Linked DNA regions of Mus musculus: all the other regions are linked to region 1. The links are chromatin loops, found by intact Hi-C in ENCODE. Cell type or tissue: gastrocnemius. All regions are shown on one strand. Each heading gives the region's core, and the rest is flanking DNA. Links, peaks and the distances in the headings are about the cores only. Region 1 holds the start of Ppp3ca (protein phosphatase 3, catalytic subunit, alpha isoform). Region 2 overlaps Ppp3ca (protein phosphatase 3, catalytic subunit, alpha isoform). Region 3 overlaps Ppp3ca (protein phosphatase 3, catalytic subunit, alpha isoform).

Region 1 (10,169 bases), core at 1,385-9,384:
GTCTCTTTTATCTTTTACTAAGAGACCATAGCACGGAGTGGAAAAACACAACGTTCTCTCATGTTGGGTCCTACACACCAACCACCGGCCCCGTGCATTCCCAGGGTAGCTATTAGCAAACACCGCCCATCGTCACATCTGAGTGTGACGATACATCCGGGTACCCCTACTCCTTCCTATGAAGGTCTCAAAATTATCTACTTTATTTTATCATTAATTTACTTGCTTAGACAAGACTCGTTTCCGCCACGTTAGTACACACTGAAAATGGATTTCAGACTCTAGCAGTATAAATGGGCCCCCAAGCTGGTAGTACATCAGAGTCTGTAAACTGGGAGGAAGATATGTTCTACACTACAAGTGCATGCTTCAGGAACATGAAACTCAAGTGATAATTTCATATATGTGGCAGAAGTACCTGCATACTGAAATAAAATGACAAGTACTAAAGGCTTAGCTTACAAGCCAAAGTCCCCTTTAGGGCCCATGTCCCTCTCCCTGGATAGCTACAGTCTTTTAAAAAAAAAAAAAAAGTGATCATTTTTGGTGATACTTTCCCTGAAATTCCTCTAGAAATTAACATGGAGAAGAGCAGCATTGGCCAATGTCATTATCAGTAACTCTGACAGAGGCTTCCAGCAGGAACCTCAGAGGAACATGCTTTTCATCAGAGTGTATGGTTTCTGCCTCTGGTTACACACCTTAAAGAAAAGACATCTTCACCAGGATTTCTTCAGTAACCTCATGCCAAGATCAAATACGATTATAACATTTTCCCAAACATATCAGCAGAATGGCCCATTTCTGCTAATTCAGAAACAGAGCAAATACGTTTTTTACATAGCCAGTGATTTAGAAAAAGCAAACTGGCAAGAAAATGTGGAAAGATCCTAAATTGAACAGAAAGTGTCTACACTCAAGCAAGAAGAGCCTGCTTATGCACAGAACAGAACCCATCCCCTTACCTGCATTCTCCTCTCATCTGTACCCTTTCGCCTGTTCTGCCTCCATTTCTTTAGTTACAAACAATCAATCACCGCTGCAAGCTACTGCAGTGTGGCTTTGAATATTACCAGTTCTGACCGTTTTAGAGTGACCCGAAAACACATAACGTGCTGTCATTTGTAACTCTCCTTCAACAGTGAGGGAACTGCCAGTGTCAAGGAAAACATCCAGGCTTCCTTATGCCACATGACAGAAGAAGGTGGCCTGTTACATTAAAACACAGAGCCTTCAATTACAGAAGATTTCAAGATCTGAGCATAACCCTCTTAAATATCAAGTGACTGCTGCTCCGGTAAGTTGCTGAAAGTTGAACACAATAATTTTTTAATGATCATAAAATCTGCTGCTGAGTCATTCTTTGCCTACCTTCATAATTCCTAAAGTTTCATCATTTTCTTACACAGCCTTCACAACAGCGATCCAGGATCCAGACTCTCTAAATTCTATAACTGCAACAACGCTACTTGCCAACGGCAGCACTCCAAATGGACTCTTTATTTGACCTTATCATTAGTTTCAACTTTACACAGTGGCACAGAAAAATAAGGGAAACCCTAAGATGACAGCTGTCAAAGCTGACTGCAGAGCGGGAAGTCATACTTTTATGTCCCTATAATTATCATTTTAAACAGGTCAGGAAGAATAAACTAATTCAAAATGGCATATTTTTACCTAACACCAATATCAGCATAAATCACATTAACTAGATTCTAAGGCTGCCAGATTGCTGCCTTTCACTGGTCATCTTTAAATATAGTGTCTATTTAAAGCAAAGGTTCATTTCTGTACATTAAAATAACAACAACAACATTGTGTTTAGTTCTTCTAGAGATTGATAGCATTTAGAACCACTGGAATTTCCCTAAATCTCCCTTTCTTTCAAACTGTTTGAAAACATTGTGTTATCTTTACTTGTAAGAAATCCTGAAAGTAAATATTACTGAATATATCAACCCATTTTATAGTTAGCAGCATGAATTTGTATGCTATCTACTCAGGTATATCATCCATGTCATAATTATGTCACTTGTCATATTAGCTATACTAGCAAATGCCTTTCGTAACAGTCAGTGCTAAGGTAAACTATACCTACCAAATACTGATATTTAATGCTGATGAACTTAAATCAATTACACTATATTCCAAAGAAAGGCCAGACAAATGAAACAAATTGACTCATAGCAAATTTATTAATTAGTTAGTTAATTCATTATAATGTACATAAAATAAATTTGAAAAGAGCTCTTCTTGATAGCCCATTGCTTTGTTTCCTTCTGCAAATACAACAGTCATTAGTGATGTGCCAAATTCTTATTTTCTGTCTGAATAGTCACACCAGTGTTTCTCAGCTATAAATACTGACGGCTTACATCATCAATTACTTAGTAACAGTCTGTTGACTCCTGCATTCTTGCTTGTTATGATCTTAGACATCTTCCCAGAATCGCTCTACCTGTGCCTGATTACATGAAGAGATCAAAGGTGACAGTGCGTACAACAGCAGCTATCGTCCCCAAACCAAACGCAAACATCTCCAGAGGAAAAGAGCACAGTCAACAGGACTCTTCCCAGGAATCTACCCTCTGACAGCCTGCCAGACTCTGAAAAGTCTATTATTATAATCAGTTTGGGATAAGGTAAAAGGCCCATTATCAAATATTTGACGATGAGAAAAGAATTATCCAGAGCCAGAACACAGCCATAAGCTCAACACCACAGTCTAATCTACTCCAAATACTTCTGTCCAAGGGCAAAACTTTATAGCCAAAATGGAAGCTTACAGAGAAGACAGACAAAGTGACCAGCTACAAAAGTCTCAATAGACTTCTCGGGTATACTGCAGAGGGAACCAGGCCATTGGGTATGTTGGGGGTGGAGAAGAGCTAGTTACCCTATTAACCTCAGTCTTCTACTGATTACAGTAGTATCCGCATAGCATTAAAGCATAATGTGATCCAGACACGGTTTAGCACTCCTGAAATCCACCTCTGGAGACTGAGGCAGGAGGATCTTGAGTTTGAAGTAAGCGCTCGACATATATACAGTCTTTCTCACAACAAACAAATATAGTTTGCATGCTCCAATAAATGATAAATAAATAAATGGATCAAATTATACTGGTTCTCAACAAACAGAAAGCCAAAATGTTTTCTCTGAAGTCTAACAACTTTTAAATTTGTTTTTTTTTTTTTTTTAACTTCAGAACAGTCAAAGAAAGCAACAGATGATTTTATAGTTGAGGTAATGTTTCTGGAAATAATCTTAAGTTCGTCTCTTCGGCCACCATTCCTCTTTCCTTCTAGAAGTTTAAACACTCTGTGCATGATATAGCAGTCTCAACAAGCCTCCACACTGCCTTAGTTGAAGGTAAAACTCAACCTACCTTTCTAAGGTTGCACTCTTGAAGCACAAACCAAGAGAGCTGTAGAAAGCTGTCCTCAAATGACTATAAACAAAACCACAAGCACAGAGTCATTTGTAAAGAGCAATTTGTCATCCGGCAAAAGCCAGATCACAGCCATAAAGATAACTGTAGGAAAAAGCCAAGGCATGCCAAAGGACCACTCTGACTATTCCTATATGCATCAAATAAGGCTACAGGTACTTTTTATAAGAGGAGACAAGACCTAAAGAACAGAGATAGCTCCTCAGAGATAAACCGTTTCCTCTGTTGAGAAATGACTTCAAGAATGACAATTGACATAAAGGTTTCAGAAAACAGGGACTAAAATAATGTTTTCGTGTACTGCATACTATGTGCATTTTAAAATAAAAATATATTCTTTAAATTTTTTCCACTCAGCATACGTGTTGCTTTCCACTTGTTAAATAGGGATATAATATTCAAAGGGATCAAAATAGATGGCCATCTCAAAATACTAATCCTGAAAATCTTATGCATGACAAAATGTTGTCTGGAAGCTGTGTCAGGACTTTTAAACCAATGACATAAAATGTGAAGGGAAAAAAAAAAAAGCCCAAGAGAAGCCAAGCCACGGCAGCATGCCCATCTGAAACTCAGGAGTCATCAATATTTTTTTTTCTGTAAACAAAATCTTCCAGTAGAATCCCTATCCAAACAAGTGTGGGATTAGAGTACTGTTTCCTATTTTGAATCTACATTCCGCACATATATATCACTTCTGAAAAAAATACAGAAATCACAATTTTGGAGTTCTGGGTGTGCCTATGTACTACTGGAGGAAGTCATTTATAAAACTCGACACTGAAACATGAGGCCAAAGAACCATGGCATGGTTGGAGACTGGCTCTGCTTATTAACTGGTAAACATATCAAGCAATTAGTTTTACATAGCTTACTTGATGACAATAACAATCTAAATCCACACTTTAGAAATCCACGTTTGACATCTAAACAGGGAATGTGACAGGACTTTTTTTTCTACCAACACATAGTATCATCTTTGTAAACTATTACTTTGTTTAGGAAACAAAGTATCTTTGCATTGGAGCTATGCCTAAACGTCACACATTAAGGAGATACTTGCTGATCATTGCACAAGACAGCGGTGCATCTGAGGCTTTATCACCTTTTTTTTTTACAGAGCTTTTCCTATTCCATCTTTATTTTGACGGCTCTATGAATCCTACTTTTAAGTAGGAATGGTTCCAACATAACCAAAAGGAGAGAAAATATTTTATTCTCTCACAAAAGAAAACATAACACACACGCACGCACGCGCGCACGCACACACAGCACAGCACAACACAACTCAAAACTTTAAAATCTGAGCAAACGTAGGAGCGAGTATCCTTTCTAAAGCTCCAAAGAACATGGATCATGTCTTAGGGAGGGCGCTGGGTTACTTTCACCTAAGTGTTCCTGGAGCAAATGACTTGATTGCTTTGCACTCTAGCTAAGTGCTCTGCTGCATAAGATACTGTTTCTGATCACACACACACACACACACACACACACACACACACACACACACACACACACACACACACACCGCCCCCATCACTCCTTCCAGTTTCAGAGGCCCGCTCTGCACAGGCTAGTGCCCATCTCAGCTTTGCTCAGAACCCTGACCCCAAGAATAAGTGTCACTACTTAATCCTTTCGAATCTGCAGTTCCTCTTCCCCGTTCCACATTGGAATACAGTGAGGATGGTGGGGATAGAAAGGGCAACCACGTTGTCCCCTTCCTCACCCCACGAATCCCCCTGGCTTCTCCTAGCCAGCAACCCAGAGCCATCCCTGCCAGTTATACACATACAAATCACCCCTAGCAATAAAGACAACCAAATAGCCCGTAACCAAGGGGGTGCTAGGAGCTTGGGGGAAGGGAGCACGGTGAGCTTCCCACCCTAAAGGTGTGCACCAGCGGGGAACCCTTTAAGAGCAATGACAGGTCGGCGGCAGTCAGCCGTGGGTGGCAAGGGAGGTCGACAGAGGATCGCCACCGCTCGCGTCGCTCCAGGCCTGCGGGGAAATCCCGGGGCGGCAGCGGGGGCTCCGGTCGTCCCCCGCCTGGAGCTGCCCCCACGCGGCCCCGGTCCCCCCGCCCCCGCGGCGCGCGGCAGCCGGAGCTGGGCTCCCCCCACGCTCTCCCGCTCTCTCGCGAGTCCTGTGCAGGCCCTTCCCGCGGAGGGGGAGGGGGCGCCCAGGGAACTGCTGCAATGGAGCGCCTGGAGCAATGTGCCGGGGCGAGCCAGTCCGCGGCAAGCCATGGCCACATTAAAATGCCCTATTAATTTTTTAAAAGCCATAAATCACCTCCCCTCCCTCTACAAAGAGCAAACCATAAACCCGATCCCATGCAAGCCCGCGAGCAGCCACCCACTTCCTATTTCTGTCACAGCAGCTACACCCTGCCAGCAGTCACCCCCCCCCCCGGGCGCCCCCTCCCGCCACCGCCACCCCCGCCACCGCCTCCCAGCCACTCAGCCATTTGCCAACTGCTGCCCCCCGTCCACGAAAACAAACAAATAAATACATAAATAAAAATAAATGCCCCGATTAGGGCCGGGTGGGCGGTGTGGGGGCAGGGCGCGGCGAAGGAAGGGATCGCCTCTTGCAGGAGATCCTAGAAGGTCCCCGGCGCTAGCCGGAGAGGGACGACCGGGGCGGGGGAGGGGAGGACAGTCGCCTGCGGCACTCGGTGCACCCCGGGCCGACGCGGCGCTGCGCTTACCTTTCACCACCCTGTCGGTCGTCGACAACTTGGGATCAATCGCCTTGGGCTCGGACATCTCCAGCCACCGGGAGGGGGGGACAGCGACGCGCTGCTCGTCCCGTCCGACTGCACACCCCGACCGCACCGGCGGGCCAGACACTCAGCGCCGCCGCCGCCGCGCTGCAAACCGCTCGGCTGGAGCTCTGGGCTCTGGGCTGGCTCGAAAGTTACTGCCGGCTCCGCGCGTCCCTCCTCCGCCGCCGCCGCCTTCACTCCTCCTCCGCCGCCGCCAGCCCCGCCGCCTCGCTCCGGGCTGCGCGTGTGTGCTGGTTATTTATTTATTTTCTGAGCACGCCTCCCGGTTCTTCTTTTATTCTTGGGGACGGGGCGGGGGATGGGGAGGAGAAGCACACGCGAGCACCCACCCCGGCACCGACACCGGGCGCCGCGCAATGGAGCCCCCACGCGCGCACACGGTCGGGATTAAGACCGATCACATGGGGAGGGCCGGGGGCGAGGGAGGAGAGGCAGGGCCGCGGATGTCAGCGCCGCCAGCCGCGCCTCGGCTTCCCGGTGCTGGAGAGGCGGCTGCCGCTGCGGCCGCCGCTGCTTCCCCACGCCGATTGTCGCCGGGCGCCGCCGGGGCCGCGGCAGCCGTAGACGTCCCGCCGCCGCGCTCGTCCGCGATCCTCCTCTGCCTCGCGGCGCCGCTGCTTCTCCACGCACAGGCAACAGCCGCTGAGCTCGGTGGACACAGTCCGGGGCACAACCTCGCCTCCGCCGCCGCGCCGGCCGCCGCCACCACCGCGCCCGCCTCCGCCTCCTCCCCTTCCTCCTCACCGCCCCCGCCTCCAGCGCCCTGGCCACCTCCTCCTCGGGGTCCGCCTTAGGGCCCGCCCCACGTTGCACCTCGCAAGCTCATTGGCTGGAGAGCGCGTCCCTCATCGCTAAGGCGGTGGTCTGGGTGACCGCCCCGCCCCCTGCTCTGTTTTCTTCAGGGTGCCAGTCAGTCCCGTGGGCCTGCTGCCTCCACCGCCCTGTGACCGCTCAAGTGTCACTGGAGTGGGCAGGGAGGAGGGAGGCTGGACTGGGAGTAGGGGCCGGGAGGAGCTGGGCTGCTGCGTGCCCCCGCGCCTGCCCACTCCCGAAGTCCTGCACACACTCCCGGGTGGGTCTCGGCCGCTCCGAGTGTGTGAGTGGCCCGCAGTAGTGAGTTCGGAGACCGAGGAAGGAGGAGCGCCGGACGCTCCCGGCCGCGGCGCAGCTGCTGTCGCTGCCGCAGCTGTCCAGGGAGGATCGCCAAGGAAGGCGACGAGTAAACAGCTTACCTTGGGGAGGCAGCTCTGCCTGAGCTAGGTGGACGGGGATTACTGATGGTGGGGTGGTTAGGACGCGTGCACAACTTCACGGGAAGAAACGAAAGTGTGTTTGGGGCGCTGCGGGACGCGGTGGCTGGCTGGCTAGCTATCCAAGGTGGATGGGAACAGACTGGAGCCTATGCGACCCTGGCTGTGCTCAGTGACCCTGGATGCCCTAGGAGATAAGAGGAGTCAGAAAGACTCGGGAGAGGTCGCCTTTTCCCTGTTCACAGGAGCTAGCAGTCACTGGTGGCGATAGGTGACACTAAATTTCTTCCTGTTCCTTCCAGTCAGTCACTCAGTGATCAAGATGCATGTAGGGCCTTGGCTTGTTGCAGTTTCTCACAAGTCCCTCATAAGAAGGAAAATAAGGGACCGTGTATGAAATGCTCTTCAAAATATCTTCTGCCTCCTGAGTTCCAGGACAGCTAGAGCTATACCGAGAAACCCTGCCTCGAAAAAACAAACAAACAAACAAACAAAATATCTTCTGGGCACAGCCCTCCCCCTGGCCTACCACAACCCCAAGGACCAGCAAGGAAATTATGAAGAGAGCTGAATAAATTTCTCACCCTTGTCCTTCCTGTTTTATTTTCAAATTCCTTCAGTATCAGGGTTTTCGTATTTCCTGAATTGGACTGTAAGCTTAATAAAGGGCCTACAAAAAGGTGTGGGAAGCTGCTGGAGGCACACTCCATTAGTCCCAGCATCTGGGAGGCAGAGGCAGGAGGAGCTCTGTAAGTTCCAGGCCAGTCTGGTCTACAGACTGAGTCCCAGGACAGCCAGGACTGTCTTGGGAGGGGGCGGGGGGGGGAGTTTAGGAAGCTAGGAGATGGAGCCAGGAGAACTGATCTGGCCACAGGGATTAGATGAAACTCAAGTCCAAAAAAATACAAATTTAATAGCAAATTGGTGGCTCTGGGGCATGACAACTAGGTAGCCTCAAGGATTTTAGGACAGAGGATGTGAGAAGGCTAGCCTGCCAGTCAAAAGGAGAGATGGAGTGGATGGTCACATCCCATCCGCAAAGGGAGGCTGCCCTCGTGGCCAGATTTCTGCTGCTAAATTTGCCACCTCTAGGGTCCTTGCTTTCAATAAGATCTATATAGCCCAGTGGAATTTTCAGGGAACATGAAATTATCTACAAGAGGACTCTGTAATCTCCTCAGTTAGGGGTTGTTGCAAACAGCCTCCTGGGCTAGAGCAGAGCTAGTTGCCAAGGCAGATTTGGGAAGCTGGTCCCTGGCCAGATGGCTGGAAGAGAGGGAAGGACGCCAAGACCTGTGGGTGAGCAGGGCCTGCTTCAGGAAAGACCAGGAAACCTTATCTGGGGATCCTCACTTTGAAAGCCAAGACTCCCTCACCCCCACGCTGCTCACAGATGCAACTGTTATTTAGAGTAGCTCTCCCCTGGGCATAGGAAAGGCATCCTTGAGCTAGGATCAGGGGCTGAAATTATCAAACACATTGAAAAGTTTGATAATAGAAATAGGAACTAAAGGTAGACCTTTCAGAAACACCCTTCAGTCCATCCCAAGTCCACATAAGGTGTGTGTGGGGGGGGGGAGGGGGTGACAAATAGTAATCACTTTGCACAGCACATCTTTCTATCATCAAATACTTTTAGTGTGTGTGTGTGTGTGTGCGCGCGTGTGTTTCCCTAAGCACTGTAATGTAGATGCATATTAAGTAAAGTTGGATTCTTAAGTACTATACAGGACAATGCCAACCAAGGAATAGCTAGGTCCAGACACCCGGCCTAGTCAACCAGATAGCCAGTCATCCCTTCCAATGGCCAGCTCTCTGCTATAGCTGTCCCTTTCCTTTTCTCCTTAAATCCTGTTAGAGTTCCCAAACAGCTCTTGACTATATTCAAACTGACAAAGATTAGCTTACATTTGGAACTCACATTTTCACTGTGACAGGTTCAGTTTTCAGGAGCTGACTTTGGAAATGTCCTTTGCTTATGAAGAGAAAGTAAAGATTTTTTAAAAAGTCATAAAAGACAACATTTCATACACTACAAAAAATAATACACTTTTCCTTCCTTTGTTTAATTATCTCTAGGAAGCAGCTTTCCTGTTTGGAATTCCCTTTCACAGCCCAACCATAATGAGTCCATGCGATTAGTTCTTGGTATTGATAATCTGGGCCAAGCTGTCTGTGACATGCCAGCAGAGTGATGGAGCAATGATACGCACCCTTCCATCTGTAAGCTTCTTCAGCTGAATACAGAGCTTTCTAAGACCCTGCTATAGACAGAGTATCAAATAGCGACAAGTCTTATTATGACAACATCAAGAACTGTTGATCACCTCCTTAGAAAGACTGCATGAGGCTTTAAATAAAAAAAAAATAGTCATTTCTGTGTTAGTCGCTAAGATTTATCGATGTATCCATTAGGAAATTAATATACAGCCATTGCTTATTTTATTCCAAAGTAAACTGTGTACTAAGATACAGAAGTGCTACCTCAGTGTTATGTAAGAGACTAAAAACATTCACACCTGTCTTAATACATGAACATCTAATCTTCATTTCTGTAAACAAACAATTCATGTACCAGTTATGTTTTGAGCAACTGTGCAAAGTACTGGCTCATTTCTCAACAAATGTGAAGAATAAAGGATTCAGTCAGATAATTCCCTTTAGTCTTGATGCATAG
Region 2 (10,169 bases), core at 860-8,859, 180 kb before region 1:
AGCCCTGTTGGCTACAGAAGCATACAGTTAAGTGTTTCAACTAGAAAGTAAACACGTTTTTATCCCTAGGAGACTTCAAAAGCATCTTACATAAGCATAACTATCTGTGTTGGAAATTGGCCAGGCAACTAAAGTCTACAATGCTTTCATGGAGCCTGCTAAAAGTATCTTAACACTTCCTGGCCGTCAAACTGTTCTGTTCTTCTATATTTAAGGAAAGGCACTGCCCAAAGTGAGCAGGCTCCTCAATGCTAACTGTAGGACAACATCTTCTATTCCACGGAGCTGACCATTATTCTCACCTTTGTATTTCCAGTCCATATTTCATTCGGTAATAGGGGGCTAAACTCCTGCTATCCCTTAGCAGAGTTCTGGGCTACATTATTTCATTTGAGCAACTCATAATGCTACTTTTCAGTGAAATGTCTAAATATTGCCTGCCCATAGATCTCCTGCCTTCTTTTTCAACATATTCAAATCCTCTCCATATTTGGGAGCATCCAACTATTCCATTCTGAGTACTCACTCACGCTCTAGAAAGTATGTGTTGAACTATATTCCCCTCTTAACCTCTGGTAGACAAACTGTGACTAATTTGGAAATAGGATCTCTGCAGCTATAATCAGGGTAACATGAGGTCATCATCTGGGGTGAGCCCTGATTCAATGTAACATGCAAGAAGACGCACATCTGATACAGAGGAAGGCATCAAGACAGCATGGAGCCAGAGCCAGAGATGAGAGCTCTGGTCTCATAAGCTATGGGGGATCTGAGGCCATCAAAAGCTCTAAGTGGTCAAGGAAGCGCTATGCTCTAAGGATCAGTAGGCAAGATAGCTTTGTCAGCATTTTATTTCAAACTCTAGTCTTCCAAACTGTATGAGAACACTTTTCTTTATGTTTTGTTAAGAGAATAAAAAGGCAAACGGGTGAACGTTAAAAGAAAGCCCCAGGGGGTTCAGTGAAGATACCTAGTTAATAATCCATTGCTATTGTTAAATGCAGCAATATTATTGCCTCTTACAACTAGTAGCTGTCAACACTTTAAAATGCTTCTACAGATTTTAGATGAACAACCCTATGGCATGAAAACTGTAGATTACCCCAACCTAACAGAGAGAGAACTGAGAACACTGAAGGAACTGCCCAGCAAATAAAGGGCAGAGATAGGATTAGTCCATAGGCAGCCTCTCTCTGAGTTGAGGTCAACCTTCCACACAGACAGGCCTCTCAACCATCAGAGCATCTAGTCTCTGTAGTCAAAGTTTCTCAAGAAAAAAACAGTAGGACTCGGACTTCAATCAGCTGCCTTTTCTCCTAGTTAAGAGTTTAGCCTCTTCATCCACTTGCTGGCTACCATGAAAAAGTTGAAAAGAAAAACAAACAATGCAGGGAGGCTGCATTAGAACCATCACCTTTCAAAGATCCTGGAAGGTTCTTCTGAGTGAAAACTCAACTTGTGCCCTAATTATACGTTGATGCTCTGAGGCAAGAGCGTATGCTGATCTTCAGAGAGGGACATAGTTAGGAACCAAACACAGGCATGAAGGGAGCAGGACAGACACTAAGCAGGGCCTTAGAAATCCTGTTTTGTGAGAAATACAAGGAGTGTTGGTTCTGGAAACCTAAGCAGATGACATGACAACTGCTCTGAAGTGTTAGGGAGGCCAACCATGGAGGAGTCTCCAGGATGGCTTCACTTTGTTACTTTGAATGGTTTTATCAAGAGCAGAATGAATCAAATCAAAAGGCAGCCCCACTGATCCAATCAAGGGGGACACATTTTTTCCCCAAGTAAACTGTTCAGCTGATTATCCAGTGGGGTACTCCAGTGAGCTCACCCCAAAATGGATGAATGTAGGCCATGTGGAATGCAGTGTGTCGGTATTGTTACATTATCAGGCCCCATGTCATCTCCTCATTTTCCCTTTTTGATTAGTTGACAGTGTTCTTCATCTGCAGCCAAAAAATTGTAATTCTGGACCAGAGGGTAGTTCCACAACCAATGGATGTGAGGGACTGAGTCAGTGAGGGACTGAGTCAGTTAACAAATATCCTTATCTGAGAAACCAAAGAAAGAATGGTGGCCCTTACAAGTGCTAGAGGAAGAAGACATAATATATCTTATCACATCTTATTAGCGATTTCCATTGCTATCTATCCTATTCAGTGAACCTAAGACATCAGGGATTAGATGATGTGCCATTACTGTTGGTTCTAAATTAAGCAGTTTTAAAACACAGTCATGTTTGGTTATCATTTAAAATATTTACTCTATATACTACAGAAAACATTATTCTGGTCTAAATCCTCTTCCCTTTTGAGTCTGATTCCTCACAGTGGCTTTCTGCATCAGGGTTATTGATGATTTTCAGTCTATAGCTTCACCTATGATATCTCAAGAACCTCTGACTTTCTAGTATCATAACCTCATTTAACTGCTGGACTTCTGGCTTTGATGCTTAAAAGTCGATCCTGTGCTTGGACGTTTACAGTCTTTTATATATATATATATATATATATATATATATATATATAGTTTTTGTTTTTTTTTTTTTTTGAGACAGGATTTCTCTGTATAGCCCTGGCTGTCCTGGAACTCACTCTGTAGACCAGGCTGGCCTCAAACTCAGAAATTCTCCTGCCTCTGCCTCCCAAATGCTGGGATTGAAGGTGTGCACCACCACCGCCCGGCTACAGTCATCTTTAATATGCAGGCTCTTAAGCAGAAATGAGACAGGCTATCAGTAGTGATTTTTTTCTTCAATGGTACCTCATTGCTTTAATTCTGAGCCTTTCCAAATATATATACATATCATGTATTGAAGGCACTGAAGATAATGATCAAATTCAATATAGATGGTTCCAACAACACTCACAATTCAGGCACAAGTACATCAACAGCTACATCCACCCTTGAGCATGAACAGGCAATGATACCCATATCAAAAGCACAGGCAACTCAAGTCTGTTCAGGATTCAGGAGTTAAAATAGAAAATAAGCAACTGCTGGAATGTGGCACTGTTCCATTATTATAATTCCATTCAATTGTAAGGGAAGTGTCTATCTTAATAGATACCTCTGTATTTACATAACAGAAGCTTAATGAATATTTGCCTAATGGAACAGAAGTTGGCAGGCATATTACAAAGGGGATTTTCTGATATTGTCTAGTGTAACCACTGTTCAATCTCTTTCTGAACCTATGGTTCTTTCCCCCAAGTCCTGAAAGGCAAGATGGGAAAGGGAACCATAGACCTGACTGAGCTCACTCCTTAAGATACAGCTAAAAGATCACATTCAATTAGGATCCACAGAGCTGGCAGAGAAGATTGTGTGATTCCTGGGCACCACGCCCAGCTGGTGTGAGAAGACGCAAAAACATGCCCAGGCCTTCCCAGGTGTGTTGGTGACGTTCAGGCCCCTTTCACAGCTGCTCTAAGGACTACCTTGATACAATCCTGCTTTCCACATCCACCTAAACAAAAGTCAGCTTGCCCAGAGCAGGATGGACTGCCCTCCATTGGAGTACTTGAGGTCCTCCATGCTCGGTGGCCATAGGTGGCCAGCTAGTGGGCCATTTTAAATTGTCCAGTGTGGCTGATACTTTTCTTTCCAGAAGCCAATCATCCTATATCAGTTTATTATATTTTTCTCCCCCTGCCTAACATCTTCTTCTACTCTAAATATGTCAAGCCAAAGATAAAAGATAGCAATTACCACTCTCCAGTGGTCTGAGATTAGGCACATCCATATAGCCCACCTGTCAATCTTCAGAAGGGAAGAAGATAACCCTCCATGAAACAGTAACATACCAGCAATGATCATGTTATATAAAACAATTGATTCATGAATGGGCCATTGTATGTCGTCTCACATGTAAAGTTGAGATCTTACTCATCTTAGAGGCCTCCTTTTCCATGGTCCTTCTCTGGGCAGAAATACTGACTGTTTGCTCATTGGTTAAATGACAAAATCCTAACACCTCACCATGGTACTGCCTGTCTCTTCCTCTCAGAGAGCTCTCCAGCCTGGACTCCAGCCAGTCCCTGTGGAAAAGCAGTTAATGCTGGGGGCAACTGTAGAGTTCATCTGTTAACTCAGCAGATTCAACTCTTGGCCTCCCAGCCACCAAGCACCTCATCTGGAGACAAGTAATAAAATCCAAATGGGTTCTGAGAGGTCCTCTCTAAAGTGGGGAAGATGTGTGTGTGTGTGTGTGTGTGTGTGTGTGTGTGTGTGTGTTACTACTCATAATAACAAGTGATTTCCACTCCGTACTTTAGTCTGAAATCTTATCTTACTACAACTCATCCTTACTTACAATAAATATCACATGTCCATATATGGTTGTATAAGGAGTTACATGTGAAGTCTTAAGATTCTGTGATTGAAGAACATAAAGGGCTGCATGCGTGACTCTATATACCTTTAACATGGTTAATCGCTTTTAAATAATAACCAAAAAAAACCCCTCCTAAAACTGACATGTTAGGACAATGCTATAGACAGGAACTTTACATATCAAAACTGATTTAAATAAAATGGTTATAAATAAATTCCCCTTATTTGTTTTGGTTGAGCCAAACATCTTAGAAAAATGGAACTAAACCTCAGCTTTAATATATTCCAGGTGATCTTGGTGAAGGGTTACAGAGGGACCAGCGCTCTTAATCCTATGCATAGTATTTTTCATACTCTCAAATATGGGCAGGGAACTAGAAGGATAGCTCACTCTTATTGCATTGTCTACGAGACCTAATACTATGCACACATTGTCCACACACAGTAAATGTGTTCTTTCATCATACAAGGGTTACAGGACTGCCGATGTGCATCCAGTAAACCTAAACAGAATCTCCATAACCTGTTATGATGGAGCGATCTTTATGGAAAACAGACTTTGTTTTGTGTATTCTCGTTTGCTTGTTTTGTCCCACACTTACTAGACAAGAAGCAGAGAGGCTTTGAGTCTGTTTTCTACTTGTTTGAATATAAACCTTTTCTTCTATAAAACGATTTCTATTTGAGAATGTATACTAAGATAAATGGGATGGACAGTTATCTAAAACCCCTCTCCCTTCCCCTTATCTGCTTCCTTCCCAGTGTATTTCTTTGTTCTGTAGTGTTGTTACAGGTACAGGTTAGGTATCATACACGCTAGGCAAATCCTCTACTTCTGAGGCACATCCCCACCCTGCCCCCCAAATGCCTTTGAAGTAATTTATCTTATGGAGTTATAAAATTCTCTAGAAATATGACATTAATATGCAATCGAAGCTTTGGGTCAAACATGAAGTCTTTAGCATTGATTTTCTGATGAATTCTACAGAGTTCACTCATATTTCACTAAGACTATAGCAAATCCTTCCTCTTTATATGCTATTACTTAACAGTGCTTTTTTTTCCCCCTATGGATAATGGCAATTTGTAATCATTCAATTTCTGTTTGCTGAAGGAGATGCCTACAGATCTGTTCCTGTTTCCATTATTTGTATGAATGTGCATCCACGTTGGTTCTGAGAGCAGAATTTAGGACAAATGCCTCAGTTATTCCCCTTAAACACACACACACACACACACACACACACACACACACACACACACACACACACTCACACACACACACAGTGTTCTTCAAGACATACATTCCAGCAGACACACAATGCACCCTCAGCACATGTTGTCAAGATCATGCTAGGGGTTTGCTAGGAGACTTGCTCAGCTCATAGTGTCACTCAACAGCCTGTCAGGCCTGGGGGCACTTTCTTGTCCCCCATTCTCTATCTTCTATGGAAAAGGCACGTTAACTCTGCTGTAGAAAAACAAAGAAACAAACAAAATCCCCTATTCCCTAACTTCAGTTTTCTTCAGGGGAAAAAAATTACTTTTCATTTTTCTGGTAAAAGTCAAATACATCTGTGCTCAGATCATAAATACTGCATTATCATCAACTAGAAAATGACATCAGCCTTACTGTATAGAGATCTTACTGCGTAGTTCCAAAAAAAAACATTTTGTTTCAATGTATACAACTGCAGAATTATGGGACTGGCTGCCTCTCAATCTACAGACACATGCTTCTTTTAGGCACGTGTTGGAAATAAATATAAATACTATTATCTGTCTCTAGCATTCTCTTCTCATAAAGCAAGTCAAAGGAGGTACATTGAACCGTGTGAGCATGGCTATCTGAAAGACTTCTTTTAATAGCAGTTTGTTGTTAAAGAATACCAAGTTGTTTGGTTTAGTTGCTCATGATTCAAAAAGAGAGGCCAAGACATAATGGAAACAGAGATAACAAAATATCGAGATGACATGACAAGTGTTTCTTAGGTCTACTCCAAAATTCTACAGGGGCCCGCGCTTGGAACTGAGTAAAAGACATGGTCCATAATGTTACATTGAAAGACAATGCCATTTGATATAAGCATTGTAACGACAAGGAAAAGAACGAGTATACCTGGCAGCTCACTCTCAACCCTCAATGTCCCTCTCACCTAGTTCCTTTCTTTGCTATGTGGCCAGTGTTTACAGGGTTCCTTAGTTCAAAGGCTAGCACTTCCCTCAGCCATGTGTCTGCTTTATTCTAGTGGGGTTCCATCTTTTCTGATCTTTATCTCACACTTGCTCCTTACAACCCCATCCTCACCCTTTTTTAGATTTCAGAGCATCTGTTACACTCTATGAAGTAGAAGCATGCATGTGTGAGTGTTTGTCCGAGTGGAGGTGGAGAAGTGTTCATCAATGTGCACATGTATGGATTTAGACCAGATTTAGACTTAGGGTGTCTCCGCCATCATTCTCCACTTTGTCTGTGACAGTCTCTCCTTGAACCTAGAGTATCCTACTGGGCCACTGAACACCCAAATCTCTGTTTCTATCAACACAGTGCTGGATACACCCAGCTTTTATATAGAGAATACATATTCAAGCTCAGATTCTCATATTTGCTCAGAAAAGACCTTAACAACTGAGATATCTCTTCATTCTCTATTTTATCCATTGATATGTAATACTTTTGCTTACATCTCTTGACTAGAACATAATTCCAGAGGTCAGATCCTCCTTTATTCATTCCTAAGTCCAGCAAACTATCAGTGACCATGTTAGAAACATTATGTTAGGAATGAATGAATGAATGAATGAATGAATGAATGCTGGATTTGTAACTATAACACAAAGTAGTGAATATGATTTACAGTCTCTACTGTGTTGAAAGACAATGCCATTTGATATAAGCATTGTAATGACAAGGAAAAGAACGAGTATACCTGTCAAGCATTTGAGATCAACTGAAAGAAGAAATAACACAGGAGAAAAAGAAGTGTGTTTGACTGTAACTTGGCTGGCCATAAAAAGAAAGGAGATAACACATTTAAGGTCTTGATCATAATCTTAGGACAGAAGAAAAATACACTAGACTGGCAGACTTAATGTTCCCTGGATATCTACAGATAGCTGTGAAGAAGCAGAGAATTTGATAGCTACTGATTTGTACTTGCTATAATTTCCCACCAGAAATCTAGAGATACAGTGTAATTGCTTGTTTGTAGCTGACCTTGGGATGTAAGGCAGTATGGTGAGTCTCCAGTGCCCCAAAGGCACAGCAGCTCTGTAGTGGAGACTGTGAGAAAGAAGAGAGCCATGCATCCTGGAAACACATTTGGTGGACATTGAGACCCGTACTGTAATGCCTATGATCAGAATTTCTATTATGGGTGCCACACTTATCTCCTGCTTAACTTCACTTTCTCATTATCCAAAGACTAATTAAGTCTTTAAGAACGTTCACAACATAATCATTCAAACTAGACACAGACTAATAAGTCATGGCATACAAGCTCGGTAACCCAAGCACTGGAGAGGTTAAGCAGGAGGACTACAGTGAATGGGTTAGCATAAATCCAGCCTAATTTACATAGTATGCTTGAGGCTAGCCTGTGCTATAGTGCGAGAGCCTGACTCATACCAAACAAAACCCAAACTGTATTAAACAATCAAAGAAAGAAAGAAAGAAAGAAAGAAAGAAAGAAAGAAAGAAAGAAAGAAAGAAAGAAAGAAAGAAAGAAAGAAAGAAAGAGAAAAAACGAAGGAAGGGAGGGAGGGAGGGAGGGAGGGAAGAGAGAAGAGAGGAGGGGCAAGGGAGAGAGAAGACATCATCATATCATCCTGACTAATATATTTTGCCATAAAGAGGCAGTTGGAGATTCAAGAGTCTAAGTACACTGTCAACAGCTGATGACGGAAATGCCTCAGTCCATGATGGCCAGAGTGACATTCTCTAGTCATGACTGATGTGCAAACTCTGGATACAGACCATGACCCCAGTGCTGATCTTATACACATATATATTACTGTGTCATTGGCTAGGCCTTTTTTACAGGTACTCTTCAGGAAGGTTCTGGTCCATTTCCAGGTACATTCGGCACATCCTTTAATTACTACACAAGAGGCCGGGAGCATAGTCTTCATGTACTGAGTCTCCTGTTATTAAAAGCCTTTCCCTTTTAACACAGTCTTCCAGCGTTCCTGTTTTCACAGAGCCCACGTTCCATCAAACATATCTAAGCCTTCTCTTCATTCCTAACTTCTAAGGACTTGGTTCCACTTATCCAAAAACACCTGTGTATATTTATGGTTAAAAAAAATGTTAGCCGTGGAGCCATAAAGAGAGCTCAGCAATTAAGAGCACTGGTTGTTCTTCAAGAGGAACAGGGTATAGTTACTTACAATTATCTGTAAATCCTGTTCCAGGGGCTCTGACATCCTCTACCAGCCTCTGCAGGCACCAGGCACACATGTGGCACACAGACATATGCAGGCATACATACTGATATACGTGTAATAAAAACAATAAAATTAAAATAGGTAGTTTAAAAAGTCTTCATTTGTCTCTGTAATTCCCTTTTGCTATAGATAGAGAATACTTGGCAGGCAGGCTGCTCAGTGAGTCGTCACCTCCTCAATCTGTCTGATCCTTGGCTCCCTGGAACAGGACACCATGGCCATGGCTACTCTACTCCACTTCTAGGGGCAGCAAGCAAGACTTAAGGTGAAGCAGGCACTCTGCAGTCCTTTGCCCTCCCCTTCCACTAGCACTGTCCTGTCCCTACTGTTCCCCTCACTGGTCTAGCCGCTCTCCCTTCTATTTTCAACAAATGCAATCTTAGCCCAGCTGTGTCACCATGCATCGGCCCCCTTTGTAATTACTTCATGCATTTGCATGGTTTCCTGCGGGCTACACAACAACAGCCAGTGACATTGAGCAGTCTAAGCCAGAACTCACAGTGGACTCTCTAAAACAGACCTTCTCTGTATTGACAGTGGTGGGAAGCTCTAGAAAACTCAAGCGGCTGCTGTTACTGGGTAACTCTGGCTGTCCCACTCATAGTCCTGTTGTCTCAGACGAATCTGTTGTCTTTTAGACAAACCTGTCCTGGTACACACAGTGTCTTTGTCTTGGGTGGTGACATAATTATCAGTCTAGTCATATAAACCAGAAAGTTGAAAACCATCCTAGATTTTTCTTTGTACCCATCATCAGCTTCCCTAGACATTTTAATGTTTATTAAATTTCATGTGCTTTACAGACTGTGCCGTCACCTTTCATGTCTGGACCCCTGCATGACATTCTTTTGTGTGTTCAGCCTTTGGCCTTGCACCCCATGGTGTCCCATTCAGGGATCCAAATCAATGAAGCATAATATTAAAAATCACACCATATACGCACATCTTTCCCTTCCAGTGTTTTGGAGTGTCTGTATATAAAGAAGTCCAAACAATGTACAACAGAGCAAATGAGATTTTCCCGTTAAAAGCCTCACCCCCCCCCCCCAATATCCTATGCCTGCCCTCAGCCCTAATAGTTTTCAAATGTATGAAGTTCAAACCCCTCGACTCCTTAGGCGACAGTCCTCTAGGATGCTTTTCCCACTACCCCAGGAATCTGGGTAAACACATACTCACCATTTAAACCTCAGATCGGAGTTGAGTTCCCTTTGCAGATTTCTCACAAAGCTCCTGCTCTGAGACCTTTATCCTCTGCAAATGCTTCTTCAGTGCTCCACACACTTTATATCAGAGATGTTTAAAAATCTCTCCTCTGCTATCCTTATGGAGGACTTGAAGGTGGAGAATATGGACAGGGTATGTATCCCTTTTCCAAA
Region 3 (10,169 bases), core at 736-8,735, 190 kb before region 1:
AATGTTTTGTGATGTCTGTGTTTCAAACCCTTGGACTACTAAAATGATCCACATAATCGAATCCTGTGAGTGTTTGGGCCACCTTCCCGACATTCCACTTTAGCCTCTCCCCTCCCTTTAGCAAGAGTCAATTATTAGAAATGTACTTGTCGCTTCTTGAAATGACATCTCATCTTAGATTACTAATAAGCAAGCAAGCACATTTATATTGTTACAGCTGTATCTTTCACAACTGGGTCTTCATTGGGAAGGACTGAGGAATCTGGGCTGAGACTGAGCACATCGTGTTCTTCTTAGGATAACATGAAGGTTTCAAGAACAAAGAAAGAAAAGAGAGTATTTTGGGTCAAATGCTGCCAGGCAAAGAAAGCTGGCTCAGGGACACAGACTGCCATGTGTCCATGGGAAGGTACTTAAACATCTCTGCAAACCTAAGGGTTTGCAACCTCTTCCATTCAGAAGGTTGCTGCAAGAAGATCTTAATCCAAAGCCTGCCAGAGCAACAAGTGAAATCCTATGTGGAAACAAAACAAAATAGCAAAAGCAGTGGAAAGAGAGCTATAGCTCAAAAAATAAAAAATAAAAATAAAAACAAAGATTGTATTTTAAAAACGTAACTGACTTATGTTTTACTACAATGCTTAAAAGGCAAGGCTAAAACTCATTAGCTAACAAGGAGTAAGGGTCCTCCTTACTCACACTACTTTGTAGATAGTGTTGTTACTTACGCAAGCACCAAGTTTTCCCAAGTTGGAAGGACTTTTATACCTGTTATGTATGGATCAATGCAGAACTCAAAGGAAAGACAGTTTTTGTCTAGAAAATGTATGTCCACATGTCTGTTACTAAACCTGCGCAGTAAAGCAAGAAACACTACTGAATGTCAATGACTGTGATACCAATATCTCTATTCTGCCTGGCAACTGCTTCCTTTTGTATAGTGAGTCCCCATCAGGGAATGAGGGTTGGTTACTGGAAAAGATTCAGAGAAAACATGAAGCTACATGACAGGGTAAGACAGGCTCCAAACATTTATGGTAGTAACAAATTTAATCATCACCGTAGGCTGTTATTCAACTATCCCCAAATCAAAACAGTCCCAAGAGAACCACAAAAGGAAATGTGGAACCACACTTGTTGGCATGGCCCCCTGACCACCAAGTGCCCACCTCCTGCTGTGTGCCTCACGATCAGAATGGCCTTAGGCAAGTTACTCAAGGTCTCAGAACCACAAGATACTTACATATAAATTATTGTGACATGAGCCCCATTTCGTAAAAAGATTATTTGTGTGATTAACCATGTTAATATTGGAACAGGAGGCTTAGGAGTTTCTGGATTTTTGGTAAGAACCTGACAAATGTTACATCAAGCACGGTTTCTAAATGGCTACATCAGGAATGTCAAGATCTCAGGCTGAAGGGATTTTCCTGGTTGGAGCTGGAAGGAAGGCCTTCGGGACACATCCCAAAGCATTGGCCTGTTTTCCTCTCATGCCCTTCCTACACCCTTCTGGTACTTTATATTTCTATTGCAATTCCTCACCATGCTTGCAAATTCCAGAGTAATTGGTTTTACTTTGCCATGTCAGAGATGGAAATACCAGGATATCCACTGAAGCTGTAGACCACAGGTTAGAAATGAAGGATTTGTTGGCATCTGACGCAACTGGAGCAGTTAGGAAACTAGCATGAAAAATCCATGATGAGCAGTTTTGGGAGATGGATGAGTGGGTAAAGAGCTTGCCACATCAATGTGCGGCCCTGAGTCTGGATTCCCAGAAACCATGTTCAGGAGACCAGTTGTGGTATCTAGCAACTCTAATCCCAGTGCTTCTACATGAGATTAGAGGTTGAAATAGAATTCCCAGAAGCTCAGAGGCCAGAAAGCCTCGTATATGCAATGGTAAAATCATATCTCAAGCTGGAAAGAGAGGGTAGACATCTAGGGTAGGCATCTATTTAATATGTACCATGCCTGCATGCTTGCACTGACACATTGATACACACACACACACACACAAAGGTACATGATTAAAAATTATAGTAGGTGATGAAAAGTTCTAGACGGCTCAAAAATTATAAACTTCCTTTGTCCACATGTAGAAGCATTATTATCCTGAATGTAAATTTATATAATATAAAATTAAGCTCTGCTTGTTCCTTAATGGTGATTTAAAAGACCTCCACAACTATTGGATCACGGTGACATTTAAAAAAAAGAGGGAATAATTATTTATAAGCCAAACATTAAAAACCCAGCACCTGGGCATACGTTCACTCCTGTGATTTTTCACATTGTCACCAACTTTACCTCATAACACCATACCACACTGTTACAAATGCAGCCACTTACGACAGCCATCAGCAAATGAAAACATCTTGCACACATAATTACAACTAAAATGTTAAAGCCCAACCAAAGAAAACAGAAACTCAAATAAAGCATGCCCAAGAAACAGAAACCTTTTATAAGGACATTTAAGGATTTTCAAGAGCACTTAGGATATTTTTTAAGCCAGGTTTTCCCCCTCAGATTTCCCTACTGCCTACTTTGCATGTCATATGCTTAAAGTCTTTCCATACTATCTTACACAAAGGGGCTTCTCTCTTCCCCCATCCTTCAACCTCCTGGTTTGTAGTCTCTTCACAGTGTTTATCAATGTCAGTAATTACCTGCCTGACTTATTTGTCTTATGTTTCTCCCCAGTCTTTCCCCCAGTGGATTAGATCTTCTGCTATAATGGGTAGCCAGTGGCCCTGCTCACTGCATGGCCAGGGGCCACAGTAGTGACTATTCCCAGAAGGCACACAGGCACTTGCCACTGTACCTGGGCCAAGCTTCATTTAGAAATCCATTAGGAAATCAGAGAATTTTCTGAGGTGCCCTTGGGGTCAGGAGGCATGACAATGATTTTGTGGAGTTTGTCTCAGTGGAAGACAAAGCCTTCAACCACTCTAAATAGAATGTGTCAAGAACGGAGCCAGATGAAAGCATCTTAGAGTGGCTACCTCTCCTGGCTCCATCAGAATCTCCCAAGATGTAACCTTATTAACAAGCTTAAGGAAGACCCTTCTCTGGTCCATAGAGAATACATTTGAACATCAGTTTTAGATGAAATACATAAATAATAGTTACCATCTGATACCCAAAGCAACTTTGGCATTTTGCCATCAGTCACAGTTCCTTAGGAGACTAGATCCTATTATATTCCACTGCACTTACTGTGAATGTCCTATTACATTATCAAGGCAAGTTGATTCCACAAGCATGCATCTATCTGGTCTATTCCCTTGTACTCCTCTTATTTATTTCACATCCCCAATGGCTAGTGTGTGAGGGTGGGGTGGCAATGGAGGGAGATTCAACACTGATAGACCTATGAGGTGAGAGAGGCTGGCTCAGGAGTGCTCAACAGAAGAGTAATGAATTATGCATTGCACTGCACAGTCAGAAAAAGTGTTAACCATAATGTACTGTACTTTTCAAAACAGCCAGAAGAGAGGGTTCTGACCACACCACAAAGAAATGATAAATTTTTAATGTAATAGATATGATAATTTCCCTCACTTGATCTTTACACAATGTACAAACGAATCTAACTTTCACACTGGAACTCAAAGCTATGAGCCAATTAAGAGATCCAGCAAAAATCACCAGTCATAGAGAAATACAAGGTAAATAATAGTATTCTGATATAATATCCATATATTGAGCTGAATACCACCCAAATTCCATCTTCAAGAGATAGTAAGCTAACTCTCCGACCTTTTAGAAAATTAGACGGCAGAAATCATTGGGAATCATTGAGAATCATTGGGAACACTAATAATAAAATTAACACAATAAAGATGCCAAAATAGAATATAATATTTTGGGGTGAGCCACTGCTTATTATATCCACTAGTTACCTGATATGTTACATCATAAGGGTTATTTTTCCAGAGACTAGTGTACCATTTGTTTTTAGACAGGAGAAGTAGGAACCAGAAAGTACTGTAAACAAATGAGAAGGAAGGGAAGCCATCACTGTCCCTATCATGTTCTTCCTAGGTTGAGTGACAGAGCATTGAGTACTGCTATTCACAATATTCAGGGTAGAGGGTCATGGCGCATCGAGGACCAAAAGCCCTGCTTATACACTAGTTCTGTTATAATGCATGCTGATTTGATAATCAGCTACTAAGAAAAAAGACCAAAGCAATATTCTTTTATAATTGCCTATTAATATTGCTCCCCCCTCACTCATGATTCTTGGCAAGCTTTATGAAAATTGTATTGGACCAATTTCACACATGACTGCGACCAATGATTTTGATCTAAGATGATTCCTCTTAAGTTGTCAAGTGGGGGAAGCAGGGTGGGAAACGACATGAAAAGTTTTCCCTTCCTTTCATTTTTTAACAGACGGCCATAGTTTTTCTCCATTTGATATCCTTGCTAGAAAGTTGTTTATCTATGATACCTTAGGCATCGAGGGTTTGCATGTATATTAAAATAAATATAAATGCATGAGAATATGTGTAGACAATACTATCTACTGCAAAGTAGGCATGTAGGCATTAGGGGGCAGTAAAGCTGTCAGAGACCTTGAAGCATACCATGAAGCATGGGCGATGTACCCACTATCCAATATGGCAAAGGAGTCCTGAAGAGGAGGATCAGCTGAGCAAACTTGTGATATGAAAGCAGGAAGATGGATTGGTCACAGGGCGAACCTAAGGGTCCCTAACTAGGACCTTTCTCTATAGAGAAGGAAAGGCACAGTATAGTGAGTCTGACAAGGTACCGAGAACAAAATCACAAGTAAGGCCAGCGTGACAAGATGGAAGCATCCGGGGGTGAATGAAATTTGCCTTGTACCTTCTGGCCAGACACACTGGTTTTCAAAACAAGAACTGTACTTATATCACATGTGTGTTAGGTCTGCACATTTAAATCCACTTAGCAAGTGTTCACAGCAGACTGTTCACATCACAGCTCAATTAGTTCTAAAAGAATCCTATTGTTCCAGAGCTCTTCTTGGCAATTAAATGTTGGCATTAGAAAATGTAAGCCAACCTTGCTAGCACTGACCACACTCAGATTAGGGAAAGCCCAGTAAAAGTGCAGTGTAAATAACTCCTTGAAAAGGCTCCGATAAAGCTGCACTTCTTGGTCAAAGGCACGTAATAAATGAAATATAAAATACACACTTTCAGATAAGTTGATGTGGAATAGCTCTGACTGGGTGCAGACCTGCACAATGGGTTTATTTACTCACCCCTTTAGAAGGAACCTATCAAGCGTATCACAGAGTCAACACCACACTCATAGACTGAGCAAGGTGTTTATAATGTCACCAAGTTTCAGGATGAAGAATGATTATACCAATTAGGATGTCAAAAGACACCGTGTTATATACTGTTTTTATTTTATTTTTCCAAAACTGTCAAAAACTAGAAGATAAATAACAGTCAAACCTAAAATCTTGAGGACGAATATTTCAAAGTTCCTTAGCCGGATTGGACTGGTACGATGATTTACGAGTGAAATGTTTTTAATTCATGACTCATTATTTTTCTAAAGAGACCTTTCAGTGCCTCCAAAATACTGACTTTTATCAGCTTGAGGGCTTGAATGATAGAGCTCTTCGGCAAGTTTTCCAGTTTGTACCAAACCACATGGCAACTTTCCCATTAGAAAAGGCATGACCCCTCTACACAAAACTCGAAGCCTTCTGAGTGCCAGGACTGGAAGCCCGTGTTTTCCCCTAATGTCCAAAGGCCCTGATGTCAGGGAACTGACAGTGTGTTTCATTCTCAGCAATAGGGATTAACCTATTGAACTTACTGGTTTTTTAAATACTTTATTTTTTTTTTCTATCGAAATGTTTGTGTTTCTAAAATCTGCAATTTTCCAAGGAAAAGTTTTGCATGTAAAGGCTATGCTAAAAGTTCACCTCAGGGGGCACTGCACTTCCTCCTGCTGGTAATCCAGGTTTAACTAATCATTGGTGGATGAGAAGTTCAACTACAAACCAGCCAGGCAACCATTGGCATGGCTTGTTAACTAGCGTATGTGAATTTGAGACATGAAAAAATTATTGAGAAGTTGAGAACTTTGGGATGGCAGTGCTAATACCTGGAAAACATCAACTGCAAACTAAGCAAAAAGAGAACACAACAAAAACCCCACTAGGTTCTAATTCTCCAAAGTGGCATATTTCAAATAATGGATATATTTCCATAGAAAACAAATTCTTAACCGGGTCAGGCTTGTTTTATACCTTTGAACAATAATGAGAAATCTGAATCCAATTAAAATGGGCTAAATCTAGAAAAAGAATAAAAAAGAAATCTCGAGAATCAGATGCAAAGGGACAGCTTTAGTGAAGCCTGGACACACTCATTTCAACCCTCGCATCTTCCCAAAGCTGTTTTAGGAAGATAAATAATCTGCCATGGGATATTAAAGGGAAATAGAAAGAGGTAATTGAAGGAACAAGGACACAATATGCTGTTGGTACAAAAGTTATCCTCCATCACCAAATACTTCACTAACCTCATAAATCTCCATACATAAGTGACAGCAGACAGACAGATAACCAGTCTGCATTTTAATATTATTTACTGAAAGAACACATACGTGTAATATCAATGGAGATTAGAGATGAGGTATATTCTAGTATAAAAATATAAAAATTTGAAAGCTATATTCATGTATTTTCCCCTCAATGAGTGTTCTTGCTTTCTTTTGTTGAAATCTTATTTTCCAATTTTTTAGTTGATTTTATTGTATATAATAACTTGTCAGAGAAACTTTTTTAAGAATGCACTTGTTCTATGCATTATTACTCATTTTCTGTCTCATCATCATTCAAGATTTCTGAAAATATGTGTAAATTTTAAAGGCTCGTATGACATTATAGAATTATATAAATCACAGTAATGGTTCTATGATAAGGCATAAAACAAATATGTAAATATGTATGTATAACACATCTGGCATTCATAAAATCACATCATCATTATTTATACGTCTGAAGGTTACTTGATACACTGCAGTTTATTTACCTTTAGTAGCTCACTGAGTCTTTGACTGTCATCATCAATCAACATCATATAAACACCATGAGCTGATACAGTTCCATCCTAATGCTTATGAATTTATTAAACACATACAATTACTCAATTTACTATTAATAAGTTAATGCTAATACTCTTAATTAAAAAAATAATGTTGTGTTTCAAGCTCCCACGAACACTGTGAAACACAGGCTTTCCTCACTCCAACCAGAACAGAGACATACTGCAATGGCTTAGCATTCCATCCTGGCCCATCTCAGTCTGTCTGCTTTGTGCTTTTAAATAAGTAAATAGATAGATAAATAAATAAATAAATAAATAAATAATAAAAATGTGACAACAGATTTCCTTTTTTGTTTTTCTGAATGTCTATTTTCTTCCTGGGGAGAGCTATGTAGGGCAAAAAGAAGAACAGAGATTCTGAGAATGGATGAGTTGGCGCCCAAGCAGCAGTCCAGCTTCCATCCAACGGAGTGACTGACTCCGGAGAAACCCGCTTATCTCCTTCCTACTGTTCCTTCATGAGTCAAAATAAGACCCCCAGAGAGAACCTTCCTCAAAGGAAACCACTTAACAGTAGCTACACACTTAAACCTGACCAGGTAACAAAGAAACGGAACAAAGGTTGGCTGTCAAAGCCATCCCCCTTCACTCAGAGCTTTCGCTCATTTACTTCATAACTGTTATCAGTTGGTTTATTTTAATTTCCTGTGTTTTACTCTAGACAAAAAACTAGGCCATCTCTCTCGATTATTTTCCTGTTCACTCCCCCAGAGCAGCATTCGTTATCTAAAGAATGCATGGGCACTTGAGTTTGCTCTTCCCAATTCCCTCCCCTAGACATTCACACTTCACTCTTTTTTGATAGTGATTTCCAAGCTGGGGCCACCTTGCTTTGTAAATTACCACCTGTGGAACTGGGTCAGGCTATTTAGTCTTTGTAAAGGCAACAACTACCTCATTTGTAAGTATGCTGCCCGGTTACTTTATGGGCTTTAAAAATATAAGAGAGAGACAGAGAAAACTCTTAGTAGATGGTATGCTTGCTAAGAAGGTATGGCTGAGGTAGAGCATTGTCTATTTAAGAACAATTTTGGATATTCTGCAAGATTAAGATAAATATGTGGCCCTTCTGTACTCATTGTAGCCATGAATAGAACATACAAACTCATTCTGTGCTTTTCTCCTTCCGATCAAAATGCATGCTACCACTTACAGACAGCTGCCATGGCTCATTTCACAGAGATGAGGTCTCCTGATGCCTACTGTCCAGTCTTTTTTCTAAAGGCGGAACTATCTCCAATGGCTTCGGTGGTCTCTGCCAGCTCTTTAGCTGGTGGCCCATGACAGTTACCCATTAGTCAAGTTTTGTTTTGCAGCAAAACTCATTTATATGAGCACTCTCCTCTGTGGCTGGATAATGGTGGTAATGTTTTAAAAGCTGGAAGTGACACAGCAAAGAAAAGAAATGGATGACATTTCACCAAATGGATTTTCCAAAAAAGAAAGAAATATTTCTTCTTAGCTCTTTGGAAAACTCAGTTCAAAAAAAAATCTTTTGACTGAGGAAAAAAGTCAGTCATCTATTTTTTTTTTTTAGTTGTAATACTCCTAAAATTTGTCAATTTACAGATTTAATTTTTATGCATTTTTTAAACAAACTCAGAAAGACTGAAACCCCATGTTCTCTCTCATAGGCTGATCCTATTTTATAGTGTGTCTTAGGTATGTTCATGTGCACAAAGATGAAGTAAATAGAATGAAGAACTTTAGAGAGGTGAAAAGTTAGAGGAAAGGTAAGGAGAGGGTAAAAGGTCATCAAAGACCTGAAAGCAGAAAGGAAATGGAGGAACATCAAGGGAGGAGGGACTACGAGGAAGTAGGGCAGAGAAGGCAATTGGGGTTGATTAGGGGTTTAGAAGAAGTGAGAAAGTAACTGTAATATACATCGTTTAAAAATTCGATAATGATAGCTAATACTTTGAGCGTTAATTTAAAGTGTAAATAAGTTTTCAATAGGACAATAAAATATCACTGGAAGAAGAATCAAGTTGGTGGCCAAAGTGTTATATACCTTTGATTCCAGCACTCAGGAGGCAGAGGCACAGGGAGCTCTTGAGTTAGAGGTCAGTCTAGTCTACATAGTGAGTTCCAGGGCAGCCTGGTCTACACAGTGATACCCTGTCACACAAACTGCTAAATTATAAATGTAGTTACACATAGGAAAACTTTCATTTTTAAACTTAAAAAAAAAAAAGAAAGAAAAAAAAAAGAAAAAGAATGAGATCATTTGGTCATCCAGAGACAAAACCAAAAGAAAACATAAAAACAACAACAGCAACAACAACAACAAAAAAAACCCTTCAAAATATGAAAAGTTTATACTAGATTCACCCAGAAAAAGATGAATGCTTATAGGCTTATGTACATGAAGAAAGGCACTTTTTAAGAATTTAAGAAAGCTTCGTATGACACAATATTATCATTTAAGTCTATATGCAAAAATCAATCCAGTCAATGGCTTTTTTTAAAAAAAAATCACTTCAGCATAATGTCTTTGAGTTTATGTCCACTTAGGTATACATTGTTCTCTGTACTAGTCTCTTATGTTCCCTGCTTCTGTAGTGTATGGCAAATCTCTAACTATGCAAGCAAACAGTGCTTGCCTAACATGTTCAATCCAGCATACAGACTGGGTGATCATGGTAAATTAATGCAGGTGTTTAGAAAACACAGAAGAGCTGCTGAGAACTTGTGATTCATTAGCAATCATAATTTCAGATCCAATTTAATTTTTGTTAATTAAGAGTGATGAGTGTTTGTTATATATTTGAATTGCTAAAAAGTAGTGATCATGATTATTAGTCATCTCTTCTTTCCCCTGACAAAATATGGAAGATAGGAAACATGTTCATAATACATGTTTTATAAGTGATTAAACGGCTCTTACAGGGAAAAGCTTACTGTATAAAAGTTCATAATCTCCAGCTCAGTTTCTTTAGTGACCTACTTTAGCGAACGCCCACAATTCTATAATTCTTTGCCCCTTCTATATTCATTGTTTATTTTTGTTAAAACAAAAATTTTGGATTATACACACAC

What was found. A loop is a pair of places that touch in the nucleus more often than their neighbours do. Peaks named below come from ENCODE experiments on the same cell type or tissue, not always from the same donor. Only the 100,000 strongest peaks of a DNase experiment are listed, where the experiment ranks them.
Region 2: it touches region 1 in a loop (2.1-fold over the local background); 2 of 42 quality-filtered maps call a loop at or near these places.
Region 3: it touches region 1 in a loop (2.1-fold over the local background); 5 of 42 quality-filtered maps call a loop at or near these places.

Annotation. Positions count from the first base shown.
Region 1 is chr3:136,666,897-136,677,065 of GRCm38, reverse strand. It overlaps Ppp3ca (protein phosphatase 3, catalytic subunit, alpha isoform), which reads right to left and starts at 7,000. Exons shown (of 14, transcript NM_008913.5): 1 at 6,165-7,000. The coding sequence starts at 6,222. In gastrocnemius, for the core only: CTCF peaks have their summits at 6,234 and 6,839; DNase peaks (open chromatin) are centred at 6,219, 6,665, 7,047, 8,757 and 2 more places; H3K4me3 peaks cover 6,421 bases; H3K27ac peaks cover 7,649 bases.
Region 2 is chr3:136,843,108-136,853,276 of GRCm38, reverse strand. All of the region lies in intron 2 of Ppp3ca (protein phosphatase 3, catalytic subunit, alpha isoform), which reads right to left. Among named protein-coding and RNA genes, the nearest start is that of 1700006H20Rik, 110 kb to the left of the region's middle. In gastrocnemius, for the core only: no CTCF peak of the experiment used is centred there; DNase peaks (open chromatin) are centred at 3,379 and 4,047; H3K27ac peaks cover 40 bases.
Region 3 is chr3:136,857,726-136,867,894 of GRCm38, reverse strand. All of the region lies in intron 2 of Ppp3ca (protein phosphatase 3, catalytic subunit, alpha isoform), which reads right to left. Among named protein-coding and RNA genes, the nearest start is that of 1700006H20Rik, 92 kb to the left of the region's middle. In gastrocnemius, for the core only: a CTCF peak has its summit at 4,581 (motif pointing right); a DNase peak (open chromatin) is centred at 1,169.